Linked DNA regions of Mus musculus: all the other regions are linked to region 3. A link is a loop called in an ENCODE intact Hi-C map of the cell type or tissue named here. Cell type or tissue: left cerebral cortex. All regions are shown on one strand.

Region 1 (5,000 bases), 53 kb after region 3:
CAATTAAACGAGCGGTTGTTGAGCTAAATAGGACTAAGCACAGCCAAAAAACAACTGTGGGATTGATCCAGCCCTGAAGGATCTGACAATATCAAATATTGACAGTAAGGGGAAGACAATGGTCCAATTTGGAGGCCTATTATCTAGAAAGCATATGATTCAGGTACTTGAGGTTTTCTCATACCTTATAATTGAAAATATCGTACATTATGGTGTTATGGTGTGTATGTGTGTGGATGGACAGATGACTCAGCAGTTAAAAGTGCTTACTATTCTTCCAGAGGAACAGTGTTTAGTCCCCAGCACCCACACCAAGTGCTTCATAACCCCTGTAATGCCACTTCCATGGATTCTGTCACCCTCTGGATTTCCATGTCACCTGTAAGTCCGTGGAGCATGGGGGCCATGTATGCACACATATACACATAAAATTTCTTTAGAAAATAAATTGCCTATAATATGACCCATTCTCACCCCATACACACCTAAAGTAATTTTTCATATTACATTTATCTTTAGTATGTGAGGCATATTTGCATTCTATTTTATACTTATTTTGTAATATTTCATTACCATGCAGAGAAAGCCTCTAAATCGAATCCATGTCTTTCTTTCTGATGGGTTTGAACACCTGCTGGTACCGATGAGACTTTTGTAGTGTAGATATTCTGGAATCAGACCCCTTGGCTATTTCTCCCATCCACTGGTAACACAACTGTGGCCCAAGCACCCACGATTATGGTCTCTTTCACAAATTAACTGTGAATATTCAAATCCAGCTCCCTGGACATGGCAGAGCTTGAGGTAGCCCTCGTAAAATGAGAGGTGACATCACAGCAGGTGCGGGGAGTTAAGCGATAGCAGGGTCTTTTTTCAGCTACTACCCATAGCTTCAGCTCTTGCCAGCTGAAAAGCTGTGTGGGCTTTCACCTCCTTTTGAGCCTCAGTTTCTTCAGTTTTTAATAAAGTCAAACCCTACCATTCTCTGCAGAATGATGTAGTACATATAAATACATCGTTGTGTGTCACAAATAAGCACTTAGGAAGTGAAAGCTATCTTGATTAGACGGGATGTACTTATAGGGTATCTGAGTCAGACCTCCTCTATCTCTTTTGCAGGACCTAATTAAATTTGCCATTTGTAGTCTTCAATGGATGCAATTTACAGTCACATTGAGAGTGTGAGTGAAGAGGCGCTGTGCAAACAAGCTTTACTATTTGATATCTTGAGTTGTTCCAAATAGAATGACTGAATGACACAGGATCTTTCAGTTATCAATCATACTTTAGTATCAGAGTCTGTCCAACATAATTTCTTCCAAGTTTCTGGCAATGCAGTTTGACTCCCCCCAGGCTAATGAAGAGCAAATTTGCCTCACCCGGGCACCGTCAGAATTTCCTGTTGGTCTTTTGACAAGTACCATGGAATATCATTAAACGGGGCCAACTCTGCAGTACTGTTCATTTTCCATTCCGCTTGATTGCTAAGGCTGCCTAGCTCAGTTCTGGGAATGTAATGCCTGCTGCTGTCTGTGGTCCTTCCTATTTCTGTCAGTGTGGTCTTAAAGAGAAAGTCAAATTTCACGCTCCCTAGGGAACCGCTGAAGGTATGTTTGGGGACTTAACCTGATATACTGCTTCAAATGCTATTGAGCTCTGGTTACTCTGAAATCATTCCACTTAGTAGTTCCCTTGGGGATGCTGGGGATCAGAGGTGGATCACAGCTGTGATCCTGGAGGGTTTACTGACAGCTAAGACATGGGTATGACAGAGCCAATGAAGTCAGAAGGCCTTCTAATACTGTTCACTGCCCAGTGTTGGATAAGACCTATCCTATGCATGAATTACAGAGATATAGAGAGAATGAATTTATTATTTTAGATTTTGGTCAATTAAAATATTCCTTAACCAGAAATATGAGAAGCCCAGGAAGCATCAGAAAGATGATTTCATAGTTATAATTCCCGAAGAAGAGGTGTTACTTCCACATACCAAGGAAGTTCCTGGGCAGCTCTAGTTATATTTAGTGATATGTCAAAAATGCATTGGGAAAGCTCAACCGGGTGAAGAGTTTCCTTGTCAGCAGCAGCAAGCACTGATGGGGGCATCAGAGCTGAATTTGAGTTATTACAATGGATCTCATTGATTTCAGGGACTCCCTTGCCAGGTTTAGTTCATTTTCCTCATTTGTAGAATGTGTGCTTATATTTAACAGTACTGATTCACAGTGAAAGCACACACAGTTCTCAGATTATATCGTGGTCATAAAATCATGTGGCTAATTTTGGATTCTGGAAATCCTAAAAAATCTATTATGATTGAATCAGCATCCTTTTTACATTGGGATTTCATCCCAGTGCTCTTCACTTCTAACAGAAGGGGCATTCTGCCTGGCGAAGTCTTTAACCAGAAAAAGCTAGTCTGTTGCTGACAAGAGGATAGAACAATGAGTAGAGCGGTCCAATGAAACACATGCTTTCAAATATTCAAATATTCAAATGAGAATTAAGAAGGATGAAAATCAGAATTTCCAAGGCTCTCTCAACCTGTCATTTTATCTGCATGGAAAATCTGTAAACGATCTTTGCAGTTAATAAAGGAAAGAGATGCTTTTAAAAAAGATTTATTTCTTGCTGGCGTACAGGACTCTTGTCTTGAGATGTCATCTTCAGGAGTTCGGATATGTCTTCTTTTGAAAGATCATCCCAGCTGGGCTTGTTGACTGTTGACATTTCTAAGAGGAGGTGGAGGAGGTGGAGGAGGAGCAACACCTTACCTGAGTATCCCACCATACCTCCCAGAGAGTCTTATATAATTTTTTTTCTCTTTTTAGAAAACAAACAAGGCAGAAAGTCAAACAAATACACAAAACAAAACAAAACAAAACAGAAACAAACTCCAGAAAACAAAATGAAATAAAAACATAGTAGAAGCGTAGCATACAAGCACACACTAAACCCATAAAAACACAAAATCTGAAAATATAATATACATGCAAGTGACATGTAAGAGTCCAAACAAAGAAATATGAGTCATTAAAAAAACCACAGAAATACCACTGACTTCATTCATACTGGCCACCCACTGCTTGTTTTGGGGCCTATTCTTAAGTGTGGTTTATCTACCCAGTGAACTCCATCGGGGAAAATTTATCGTTACTTTGCATGCAGTTGCCACCTGGAGATAGCGTCTTGGTTAAGGATAGAAGCACTTGTCCACATCTCTCTCTCAAGACCCGGGAGCCTGAGGCTGGAACCTATGCAGGCCTATGTTGCCAGGGTCTCTGTAGATTCATATGCATATCAATCCTGTTGTGACTGGAACAATCCTGTGTTCCTTTGGTGTTATCCATCCCCCTTTCCTCTTCTGTATCGCTCCATGAGCCCTGAAGGGGAGGGCTTTCATGAAGATGTTCCATTTATTACTGAGTGTTCCAAAGTCTCTAGCTTTCAGTGTGTTGTCCAGTTGTGAGTCTCTGTATTAGCTCCCATCTACTAGAAGGGGAAGCTTCTTGAGTGCTGTCTGAGTAAGATATGGCCTATGGGTATAGCAAAATTTTATTAGGAGTCATTTTATTGCTGTATCCCTTTAGCAGAACAATCAGGTTCTTGGCTAACTGATCGAGTGGGCCTTAAGGCTAATCAGATGTATTGTAACTGTTTACCCACAATGTCTGTGCCACTATTATGCCAGCAAATCATGTGGGCAGGCCAGAGTTACAGACTACAGGGTTTGTAGCAGGGTTGGTGGCTCCTTTTGTCCTTCAATAACGTGCAGCATACCTCCCAATACCAGGCATACTAGTCAGTAGATGCGAAGGCTATAGTTAGGCATCAGCTCAACTTCTCTATGTACAGTGAGATATTTAAGTATTCTCTTCAGTAGTAGGGTCTTATTATCAGTTTTCAGAGAACAACCAATAACCTTATCAATAGCCTGGGATGTTTGGGAGTTCCCAGAAGGCCCCTTTGGCCAACAACTCAATTAGATGTAACTGGTTCCTGGTACTGGAAGCTTCACTTGGTGGCAAAAGATGTTGAGTTGAGGCTTTATCTCCATCTTAGTTAGGGTTTCACTGCTATGAACAGACACCACGACCATGACAAGTCTTATAAAGGACAACACTTAATTGGTACTGGCTTATAGGTTCAGAGGTTCAGTCCATTATCTTCAAGGCAAGAGCATGGCATTATCCAGGCAGGCACGGTGCAGAAGAAGCTGAGAGTTCAACATCTTCATCTAAAGACTGCTAGTGGAAGACTGGCTTCCAGACAGCTAGAGTGAGGGTCTTAAGCTCAGGCCTGCAGTGTCACACCTACTCCAACAAGTCCACACCTTCTAATAGTGCCACTCCCTGGGCCAAGCATATACAAACCGTCACAGTCTCCTATGTTATTTGGTGACTCCATTTAGCTTTCTTTCATATATGCATATATTTTAAGAGGCTTCTACAGTATTGGATTTCCATAAGACCCCTAAAATGGCTCTTAGAACTAACTGTCACTCCTCATAGTCCCTCCCTGACCCCTCTCCCCTCCCCATTTAATCCTTGTTCCTGTCACCCTATGGTTTCATCGTAAGTATATATTTTATTTCCCCTTCCTTGAGAGATCCTCCCATCACAAATTTTATCTACAGTTTAAATTAAGGTCTTAGGTACTCAGAAAGTTGGCAGCCAAGAAGCAAGGTGATCTCTAGTTCTAGTCAGTCTTTCTCTTAGGGGCAGTGCTTGCTCGCCTCGTGAGCTCATCACAGGGCAGCCTCAGCAAGGAAGATTTACCTGGAAGTACAGTACAGATACAGAAATCACATGTGTGTGTGTGTAGACACACACATGCACACATATACATATAAAGATACATATATACACATTAAAATTTATTTATATATATATTTAAATACATATACACATATATTTTATACATATACAATATTTATATATTATACATATATTTACAAATAAACATATATATAATAATTGTATACATATATTTTAATG
Region 2 (5,000 bases), 87 kb after region 3:
CCAGGGTGCAATGCAGTCCCTCCCTGCCCCTTCATAGATGTATGTAGAATGACGGGTAACTCTTAGGAGTGGAAGGCAAGGAGGAGGAAAAGCCATTTAAATCCATGTTTGCATGCATTTTAGAAAAGACTTTACCAGCTCGGCTAATTCGAAAGACTGTGTCATCAAAGCAGGGTGTGTTGGAAACATCGTTGTAAATCTGAGGGCAGCAGTTGGAAGCAAGCCTCAACATTGTATTTAAATTAATTAAGTTGCACCTAACAGCTGGTATACCAGGAGGGCGCTTAGAACAGCTGAATGATATCACCAAGGATAAGAAAATCCCAGGATTTCGGGCAGAAAAACGTGCGTTTTGCATTTTCCAGGTAGGACTGATTTGAAACATTCTGTCTCGTCATCTTCTTAAGCCTATTAGCCTTGTTAGATTCTTTTCCAACGACATCTGATGTGGAGAGACAGCGTAACAGTAGGTGAAATTAATCTGTCTAGTTGCTAACCGAGGAAAGAGACAGGAGAGGGAAAACTCAGAGTGAACTGAATGGAGCCCCAGGACTTCGACTGACCTGAACCCGTGAGCTTAGAATAATCCCAAGGAGAGACAAAGCGAAGCCAACACAGAAGTTATTAAATACCCAGAATCACCACATGACGATGAGACACTGGAACATCACAGTTTACGACAGTACGTAATGTCATAAACAGACGCACACACGCACGCACGCGCACGCACACGTACATGTACGCATGCATGCACAGAGCTTTCCCTTCTTTTCACACATATGGAGACCCGAGACATCAAGTCATGTGACTAATTTTCAAATGTTGATAAAAGCTTGTAATTTTAAGAACAACAAAATAAAACAAAAAACAGCTAACCTTTTGGCTTCTGATGATAGGCCAGTGGCTCTCAGCCTTCCTAATGCTTCAACCCTTGAATACAGCCCCACATGTTGTGATGTCCGTGAATGAAATTTGTTTTCATTGTTCCTTCATAAGTGTAATTTCGCTACTGTTATAAGCTGTCATGTAAATATCTGAAGTGCAGGAGATCTGATCTGCGACCTCCCAAGGGGGGTCTCACCCCCTGGTTGAGAATGAGAGCCACAATGCCATGCTAGATGGTCTTATGAGCTGCTGTGCTGATTCACTGTTCTTCTCCTGCCTTCCTTCCTCTTTAGATTCCGGCCCAAAATAGCTCTGAAGTGAAAACCGTGTGAAGGCTTTTTAAGAAAAGCTTCCAAAATCAGTTCAGATTTAGAAGTCTTGGCTTGTGAAGGAGTTTCTCAGGAAAAGGTGCTGGTCTAACTTAACCAGAGTTGTCTGGGAAATGCTGATTCTCGGCCCTGCCTGGGGACTGCAGAATCAGAGTCCCAGGATGGGAATAATACTTTAAATGCTTCTCGGACGTTTGCCGTGCACACACCAATGCTGGAGATGCGAACTCAGTTTGTGACTTAGGATATACATCAAGGACTGCCAATATCCACCGTATTATACACTGACAATAATATCTTGATTGTACAGGATGTTCAGATATTTGGGGATTCTTTAAAAAAAAAAAGATTTATTTATTTATTTATTTATTTATTTATATATGAGTACACTATAGCTGTCTGCAGAAACACCAGAAGAGGGCATTGGATCCCATTACAGATGGTTATGAGCCACCATGTGGTTGCTGGGAATTGAACTCAGGACCTCTGGAAGAGCAGACAGTGCCCTTAACCACTGAGCTATCTCTCCAGCCCAACTAGGGATTCTTATTGCTTTCATCTTGTGTTTTACCTTGGAAAAATCCATCTTTCTCTCGATTAGGAGAGCTCCTATCTTTGATACCTAATAAGGAAAACTGACTTTGCTAAACAGGAGAGTCAACTTACTGTGAGTGGTGGGGCCATTGCTCAGTGGGTAGAGCACACAAGTATGAAGACTGGAGTTCAAATCCCCAGCTCCCACTTAAATGTGGACTAGGCATGTTTGGCTGCCCATCTGTAATTCCAGCATTTGGAAGGCTGATGCAGGGATCCATGGAACAAGTTAGCTAGCTAGTTTTACCATATGAACAAGCTCTGGATTCAATAGAGGCCACTGTTTCCATTTGTCAGGTAGATAGGAAGTAAAGACCCCCACAGGAACCTCTGGCCTCCATGTCTGCTTGCTCACTTGTGCACCTGCACACAGGTGAACTTGCATAAATAAAACAAATACACATGCATAAAAACCAAAAACCAAGCCAAAACCTCACTATGGTTTTATTTGCATACAGGATCCATTAACTTCTTGTGAAAGGTTCCCCTAAGGGAAGTCAGGCTGGGAGGACCACTCAGTTGATAAACGGGGCACTTGCCCTGTGATTACAGGGCTTAGTTTGACAATCTCATAAGGAATTGTTTAAGCCCGGTAAGCCCCTCTAACTCCAGGGCTAGGAGGTGGATCCACAGGACTCACTGGCCAGGCAGCCCAGCCACGTACCAGTGGGAGATGCTGTCTCAACGATACCATAATTAGATGGTACCTAAGAAATGAGTTCCAAAGTCTTCCTCTGCCCTTCCCACTCCCCACACATGTGTACGCTCTCATACTGCCGTATCCCTCCTCCCAATGCCAAGCACACAGAGAGTAGTTGGGAAACCCATGCTTCTACGAAGGCTATGTGGCCGTGGGTTAAGGCCAGAAGAGACAACAACTGCAGACCTAGAAATAGCAAAACGGAGAACCCTGCCCAACAAAAACTGAAAAACACTCAAGACTTCCAGAAAACTGAGCTTAAAAGAATCTGGTTACAGAGTTTCCCCCAAAATAAAGAGGACAATGTCTTTCTCTCATTTATGATTTCCCTATGATTGAGAAATGGGAAGGGAACCGCATTTGTGTACACTGAGAAGGTCAGAGAAAGCCCCCCCCCCCCACCAGTCACTAGAGCTGAAGAGGAGGAGCATTGTGGCCCAAAGCCTTTGTGAAGCCAAAAGACAGCATGCTTCCTGGAATGGAAGGCCCAAACACCGTCACTTGGAAATCATTTCAGTTTTGGAGTGCATACCATTTTAGGAACAGTCGTAATGATGCTGAAGACAATTTCCTGCAGGACTGAGAAAGAGCACCCATCCTAGGGGCACAGGACTCTAAAGTTTAAGTCAACTCTGTGTCCTGTGGCTTGGAGCAAGCGTTAGGATCCTTTGCAACTGCTACCTAAGGGTCCAAGGTACTTAAATAAACCCTAATTGGGAAAGAGATTTACAAACATAGGCCGGCTGACAATTGTAACTAAGTTTGCTCAAGGGGGTCTTGGTGTTAGTGAATAGATGTTCTGGGTTCTATACCTAAAGGCCCAAATTACTCTCTAATATGAAGTGTTATTGGGCAGCCAAGACAGGAGGGTATCTATACAATTATTTAAATTTCTTTGGGTGATTCTCAGAGACCCCAGAGGCTGAGAATCATGCTTAAGTATAGAGTGGGCAGAGTGTTGGCAAGGAGCTAGACTTAGTGTCTGCCCTGGTCCCACCCTCTTGAGTTTTCTAGATAGATACGCTTGCCAACTGATTTCTGTCTAGATTTGCTTAAAAGAATGCACTGGCATGAGACTAGAAGACAAGAAGAAACAGACAGCCCAAATTTTCAGTTTTTTCCTCTGCTGATTGATATGCTGGCGTGTATTTAACCGTTCCCTGCTATAGGGGCGACTCTCCAGTGAAACACCTCTTTGTTATTTGAATGACTTCTTGTATATCCAAAGGGTGAGTCAGATGACATATCCAGGACCCGAAGAGCCATTCTGACAGCATCACATATGAAATAAGAAAGAAAAAAAAGCTAAGACAAACAGTTTTACTTCTAGGTATATTCTTAAGAGAAATTAAAAAGAAAATATGTAGCCAACGAATTACTTGCATACCAGTGTTTTATGTTGTTCATAGTAGTCCCAAATAGGAAGATGACTGAAGAACTACCAATAGGTAAATAGATGGACGCAGTGTATATTATATAGTAGAAAACTACTGAGCAATATAAAGGGGAAAACAACTGTTACCTCCTGTAGTATTGACAAACTTCAAAAATATTATACTAGGTGAAAGATCTCAGTTGCAAGATGGCAGATTTTAAGATTCCACTAATTTGAAACAAACAAAAAAATGGCAAGTCTGTAGACACACAAAACAGGTTTGTGGTTGTTCAGGGATGGAGTGGAGGTGGGAATTAAATCTATAGACTACTATGAAGAATGAGATGAAGGCTCTTTTAAGGGTGGCAGAAATGCTTCTAAAATTTACCTGCAGGTGCTTGCCTAGTATACAAGAGGCCCTCAGCCCTCAACCCTACCTCAGGACTGGAAAAAAAGAAAAGAAAAAGACTAAGCAAGGGGAAGACCAAAATTCATTCATTCGTGAGTATCCAGTGTGAGAAATGGACTAAAACAAACAAAGGTTGAGCTTCAACTCACTGTTAGAGAATTCCATATGTAAAACTCTCCATGGAATTGTGTTTTAAAAGAACACATAGTGCTCTTCACAATCTGGGGTTTGCTGAAGCGGTCAGTTTGCTGCCTGGACTTCTGGCGGTTCTATTCAACATTGCCATCTTCCCATTCCTCCATCTTGGCTGTTCATGTCTCGGCAGTGCCTGGTCTTATTCAGGTATGTATGAGTGCATACTGACTTGTTTTGCTTTCCCATTTTGCATGTGCTCACGTGTTTGTGGTGTGTGCATGTTTGTGTGTACATGTTTGCATATTTGGGTGCATTGCTGACTCACTCAGAATTTACATAGGTTTCTGGGGACCTGTACTCCGACTCTCATGGGGCGTGGCAAATGCCACCTCCACAGCCCCTGTGCTGACTTCCTTAAAAGTGATTTCCTGGAACTTTGAACTTCTGCCATCATCCAAGCCCTGCACGGTCTGAAGCCGGCAGTGTAGCCGATTCCTTCCAGAAGGCTGGGTTGTGTTCACTGAGGCCTAAGAGTCAACACCAGAGGTTTGGAGGAAAGTAATGGCCTCGTTC
Region 3 (5,000 bases):
TGTAGGCTTAGAAAACCCACGGTAGATGGCTTGAAAATGAGTGAACCAGCTCTCTAGAGATCTGTGTAGAATCAACACAGCAACAAGAAAACCAAAACACATACTATGAGAAGGAAAAAAAAAGATTCAGAAGTGAAGAATAATAGCTATCATATAGGTGTCAGCTCTAATTAAGCATCCTCTATATACTGCCTACTTACAGGTAGAAGCTTAAAAATCAACCAGGAGGGTGAGCTGGACTGTTGCAGGCTGCAGAGTTGAGAGAGACAGCCACTTGGAGACCAGGAAGGAAATGAAGGGCTAAAGGCAAGTCTATCATATTTTGTTTCACCTTTCCAGGCTGAGATGACATTACTCTTCTGGCTGCATGGATGGACCACCTATATTCTTTCATGCCTTCCTATTTTAAAGTGTGTTCTCAAACAGAAATAATGGCATTTAATTAAAAAAAAAAAACAGGTCAGGCAGTGGTGGTGCACACCTTTAATCTCAGCACTTGGAAGGCAGAGGCAGGTGGATTTCTGAGTTGGAGCCCAGCCTGGTCTACACAGAGAAACCCTGTCTCAAACAAAACAAAACAAAACAAAACAAAACAAAACAAAACAAAACAAAACAAAACAAAACAAACAAAGAAACCCAAAGACCTATACTTTGGTTTCTCTAAATGAGAATTATGAGGCCCTAAGACATAGGTGACACAGTGGGGGCTGGGCAGGGGCTGGCCCCGTTAAACTCAGCTGGGTCGCAGATCTCTTTTCCATCTCTGGGCTTCTTCAGCTTAATCTCCCCCTGCCTGAGATTCAAAGCCCTTCTACCCTGGAGCTCCGGTTCAGAGGATGTAGGCAGCAGCTCTCTACCTTGGCTCTACCAGGGTGTCAGTGCAGGCAACAACAAATCGTCAGCACATTTCTGACTTAGGCTCCTGTGCATGCAGTGTGACCGCTACAGGACTGTGCACTTGGGGCCAGAGAGGAAACACTCAGGTGGGCGTGCCAGCACAGGAAGGCGATTTGTCGGCTCGTCTCTACGCTGAAAAGCCCAGTCTGAAGGAAGCCACTGGGACACAACTCAGGACGAGTGTGCTTCGGTGCTGAGCCAGCAGCTGGGTTAGTGACTGGATTGAGAATGGCACTGGAGTGATGGAGATACTAAAGAGGTCTTCCCTTTTGACTCCACCTCTCCCAGGACTCTGCAGGCTCCAGATGGCTGGGTGCCAAAGCGATCACTCTCCCTGGGTCCTAGCTAAGATGTTTGGGAACCAGCTGCAAGCCACATAGATCATTTTCTTTGAATAGAGAGCAATTGCACAGCGCCTGGAGTTGCTATCTTCTCCTCCCATGTCAGCCAGGCTGGCTTGTCTGTCACAGAGCTGTTTGAGCTCAGAGTTCTCTCTTCACCAGCAGCCCTGATATAAGGAGGGAGGAGCAGAGAAGCCATGTTTGTGGAGCAGAAGTGTAGCCCCCAATTAGGCCAGGCAATCAGAAGCCTTAATGGAGAAGCACCTGTCAAAACACAGTAGGGTGTCTGCTAACCTCTGACGCTGCTGCTGCTGCTGCTGCGCTGCTTGCGCACTGTGAGCAGAAACCATAAGGTGATAGAGAGACAGGTATGGATGAGTCTGTTTCTTATGCTTCCTTGCCTCTGAAGAGTTTGACAACACTGTCAAGCCTTCTCTGGAAAGGGAGCTCTGGAGGATATAGCTGCATTCCTTCTTGAGGAAATATCCAGAGCTACTTAGTCAAAAAATGATGACGATGATGATGATGATGACAACGACGAGGACTACAATGACAACGATGGTGATGATAATGATAATAATCATGTCAAAAATTGGGCTGTGTATTTAATGCAGGAATTCAAAGCACAGAGGTTTCACAGAGGAGAAGGGGGTAAAACACACACACACATACACACGCACACACACACACACACACACACACAAACCCATTACTCAGGGAGGAGCCGAAGGCAGCAAATGACAGCTTCCCCAACCCAGTCTTCCAATGGACAAGAGGGAGGAGGAGAAATCTGTTCCTCTGAGCCTTCTCCCAGCTGCAGAAACTGCAATCTCATCTCTTTTGTGCTGGACTGCAGTCAGAAGAAGAAAAACCCTTAGTGCTTGCCTGCAGGGATCTAGAGAGCCAAGGACTGTCTTGTGGGAACATTTCACACAGCTTCATTTTGTTGCCTTTAGCAGAATGGTAGTGTCTGGCAAGAATTCCCACCAAAGCCCTTAAGGGTGGCGTGGCCGGGAGCCATGCTTCGCTGATGAGTGATATCTGTCTTAGCTGTGGAAGGGAAAGACAAGCCTCTGTACACCCAGAGTTTCATTTCTCTTTGTCTTTCCTATTTAGTTACATGGTTGCCCTTTCCACCCGCAGGAACACCCCCATTGGAATCTGAGCCTGTTAACCTGTGCTTCTTGGAAGGTTTTAGATTAAAGGTGTGGCAAAGCAGCAATTATACATTTTCTAGATCCTGTGGAACTGGATGAGTTTACCGTTCAAGTGGCAAGGAAATCCCCCACACTCTGTCCCCGACCTGCCTCAGTTACCAGAATGCCTCCAAAACTCCAGCCAGAAAGAACAGACTCCTTTATTTTTAGGTTCAGCCTCCCCAAGTTAAGCAATCAAAAACTTGCAATCCTATGGCCCAAATAAAGATCTCAGTGACTAAGTCTTGCCTTGAGAGCCTGACGCAAACATCTCTGAGTAGGCACCCAGCTTCCCAGTGGGTCCCCCAGCAGTGGCGCCAGATGCGCAGGGATGAGTAAGGGAGAGTGTCTGGAAGCAGAGCCCAGCTACCAAAGTCTTAGTGCCCGTGGGAGGAAAGGCGAGCCCAGAAACGATGACTCAGGCTTGGAATCCAGATAAAGAACTGAGTGCAAGAACGGGAGAGGCGGTGTAGAAGAGGAGAAGGCACAGAGGCGAGGAAGGACTGAAACCTTGGGAGATTGAAATACCCTTTGTCTTTAGAGGCCACAGTGGATTGGATAACATCACCCCAGACACGCCCACGGTCTCATCTCTGGTCCCCATACCTGACAAAAGTGACTTTGAAACGTGATAAATAGACGTCAGATGGTGAAAATGTACTGTATTAGCTGACTGAGCTCAGAGTCATCACAAGAGAAGCGGAACGGTCACAGTGAAGGTAGTGTGATTTTGAATGCAGAGATCCCAGAGCTACAAAGTAACACTTGTAGACAGCACCTAGAAGCTGGGGAAATATGAACAACTTATCCCCTAAAGCCGTCCCCCACCCGGGGACCCGTTTGAGACGTCTGACCTCCAGAATGGTACGAGAATAAACTCCTGAAGCTGTATGTCATGAAGTCTGTGGAAGCTGAGGAACACTTGTCCCTTGGCTTACCTCAGAAGTACAGGCTGTCCACATAGTTTGGTTCCCATGAATACCTGGTCTTAGAAATGGGTAGTCACATGGTACTTAGAATGTGCCTTAGTTACCCATTTCCATGACCTCAGCAGGCTTTTCCTCAGAGCAAATTTTATTCAGATTAAAGGAATCCCAGGTACAAGGAAGTCACTGCAAATCTCTATACACGAGACTACAAGCTCAGCACCCAAGAACTCCTGCTGTCCTGGGCTCAAAGTATCTTTAAGATGGAGACTTCCTGAATGTTATTCGACGCGTTCTCACGACCGGCCAGGAAGAACACAACAACCAGAATCTTCTACGGCAAAGCTTTATTGCTTACATCTTATGGGGCCAGAGTGTAAGAAGCAAGAGAGAGCGAAGCAAGAGAGAGAGAAAACGAAACCCCCTTCCCTCTTTAAAGAGAACAACAATTGCCTAGGACGCATCACTCCCTGATTGGCTGCAGCCCATGGCCGAGCTGACGTTCACGGGAAAAACAGAGTACAAGTAGTCGTAAATACCCTTGGCTCATGCGCAGATTATTTGTTTACCAACTTAGAACACAGGATGTCAGCGCCATCTTGTGACGGCGAATGTGGGGGCGGCTTCCCACAGTTCCCCCTTTTCTATTAATAAGAGCAAATAGGCCACCCATATTAATGAGAGTGGAGATAGAGGTCAAATCCCCAGTGTGTAGGTAAAGGAGCCATGTACAGGATTAGCTCTTAGGCTCACAGGCTTTTACCCAGAGCAACCCTGACCTGCTCCCGTGTCGTTTTGCCTGGGGGAAGGGAACTAGGACACTGAACCTTCTTGAAAGATGACATGTCTCCCTAGAATAGGCTCATATGTGCCGCAGAGCCCTTCTACTGCAGTGCTTAGCCTTGCAACTCTCTCGGGCTGCTGAAGCACACTCACTCTATCTCGTGCAATGAGTCTAGCCTCGTGAGATATAAGAGCTGAGTGGCCAGCGACCTATTGCCTAAGCATAGATAACCATATATCAGGGGAAGCTCCATGTTCTAGTCCTGCAAGCGCCTGGGCAATAACCACCTTGTCTCTCCTAGTTTGGGCCTTAAGCTTACAGACCAATCAAAGAAGCAACACTAATCCACAGCAAAGTGTATCTCCAAATAATATTAATCCCACCCAATTTTTTAAAGAAAGAAAATGCTGAGGAGATCCAATTGGGTAATCCTTTGGTCAGAGACAGGTCCAAGCGCGTGGAGTTGACCTGAAGTCTCAATTCTCGAAGGATCTGTTCAAATTCAGCCATCCAATTCTGTAACATATACTGAAAAAGACTTTTTGACAAATTAGCTGTCCTAGTAAATTTAACATACTGAATGGAAATAACACACAATCCCGGAAACTTTTGTTCACATCCCTGCTGAGTTATTTGTCATAATACATCCAGTTGTTTCTGGACAAGATCTATGAGTTGATTAACCAGCATGAGACCTCTCTGTATCTTGACATTAGCTGAGGCCTGTTCATCTATGACTGTAGTCACTGAGGCTGACAAAGTGTTAATGGTGTCAGTCATCTGGACCTGTCCAGACAGAACCAAGGCTGTCTGAATTAAGGCCAAACCCAGTTCCCAGTTAGTGGTAAAAAAGCAA

The links. Peaks named below come from ENCODE experiments on the same cell type or tissue, not always from the same donor. Only the 100,000 strongest peaks of a DNase experiment are listed, where the experiment ranks them.
Region 1: it touches region 3 in a loop (2.2-fold over the local background); 3 of 42 quality-filtered maps call a loop at or near these places.
Region 2: a loop joins it to region 3, with 2.7 times the contacts of the local background. A loop is called at or near these places in 5 of 42 quality-filtered maps.

The regions. Positions count from the first base shown.
Region 1 is chr10:70,744,213-70,749,212 of GRCm38, reverse strand. No RefSeq gene overlaps it. Among named protein-coding and RNA genes, the nearest start is that of Gm33979, 6.5 kb to the right of the region's middle. In left cerebral cortex, no CTCF peak of the experiment used is centred here; a DNase peak (open chromatin) is centred at 2,258.
Region 2 is chr10:70,709,727-70,714,726 of GRCm38, reverse strand. No RefSeq gene overlaps it. Among named protein-coding and RNA genes, the nearest start is that of Gm33979, 28 kb to the left of the region's middle. In left cerebral cortex, no CTCF peak of the experiment used is centred here; DNase peaks (open chromatin) are centred at 298, 647, 1,225 and 2,414; H3K27ac peaks cover 1,499 bases.
Region 3 is chr10:70,797,179-70,802,178 of GRCm38, reverse strand. No RefSeq gene overlaps it. Among named protein-coding and RNA genes, the nearest start is that of Gm40689, 31 kb to the left of the region's middle. In left cerebral cortex, no CTCF peak of the experiment used is centred here; DNase peaks (open chromatin) are centred at 1,185, 2,146 and 2,746; H3K27ac peaks cover 2,571 bases.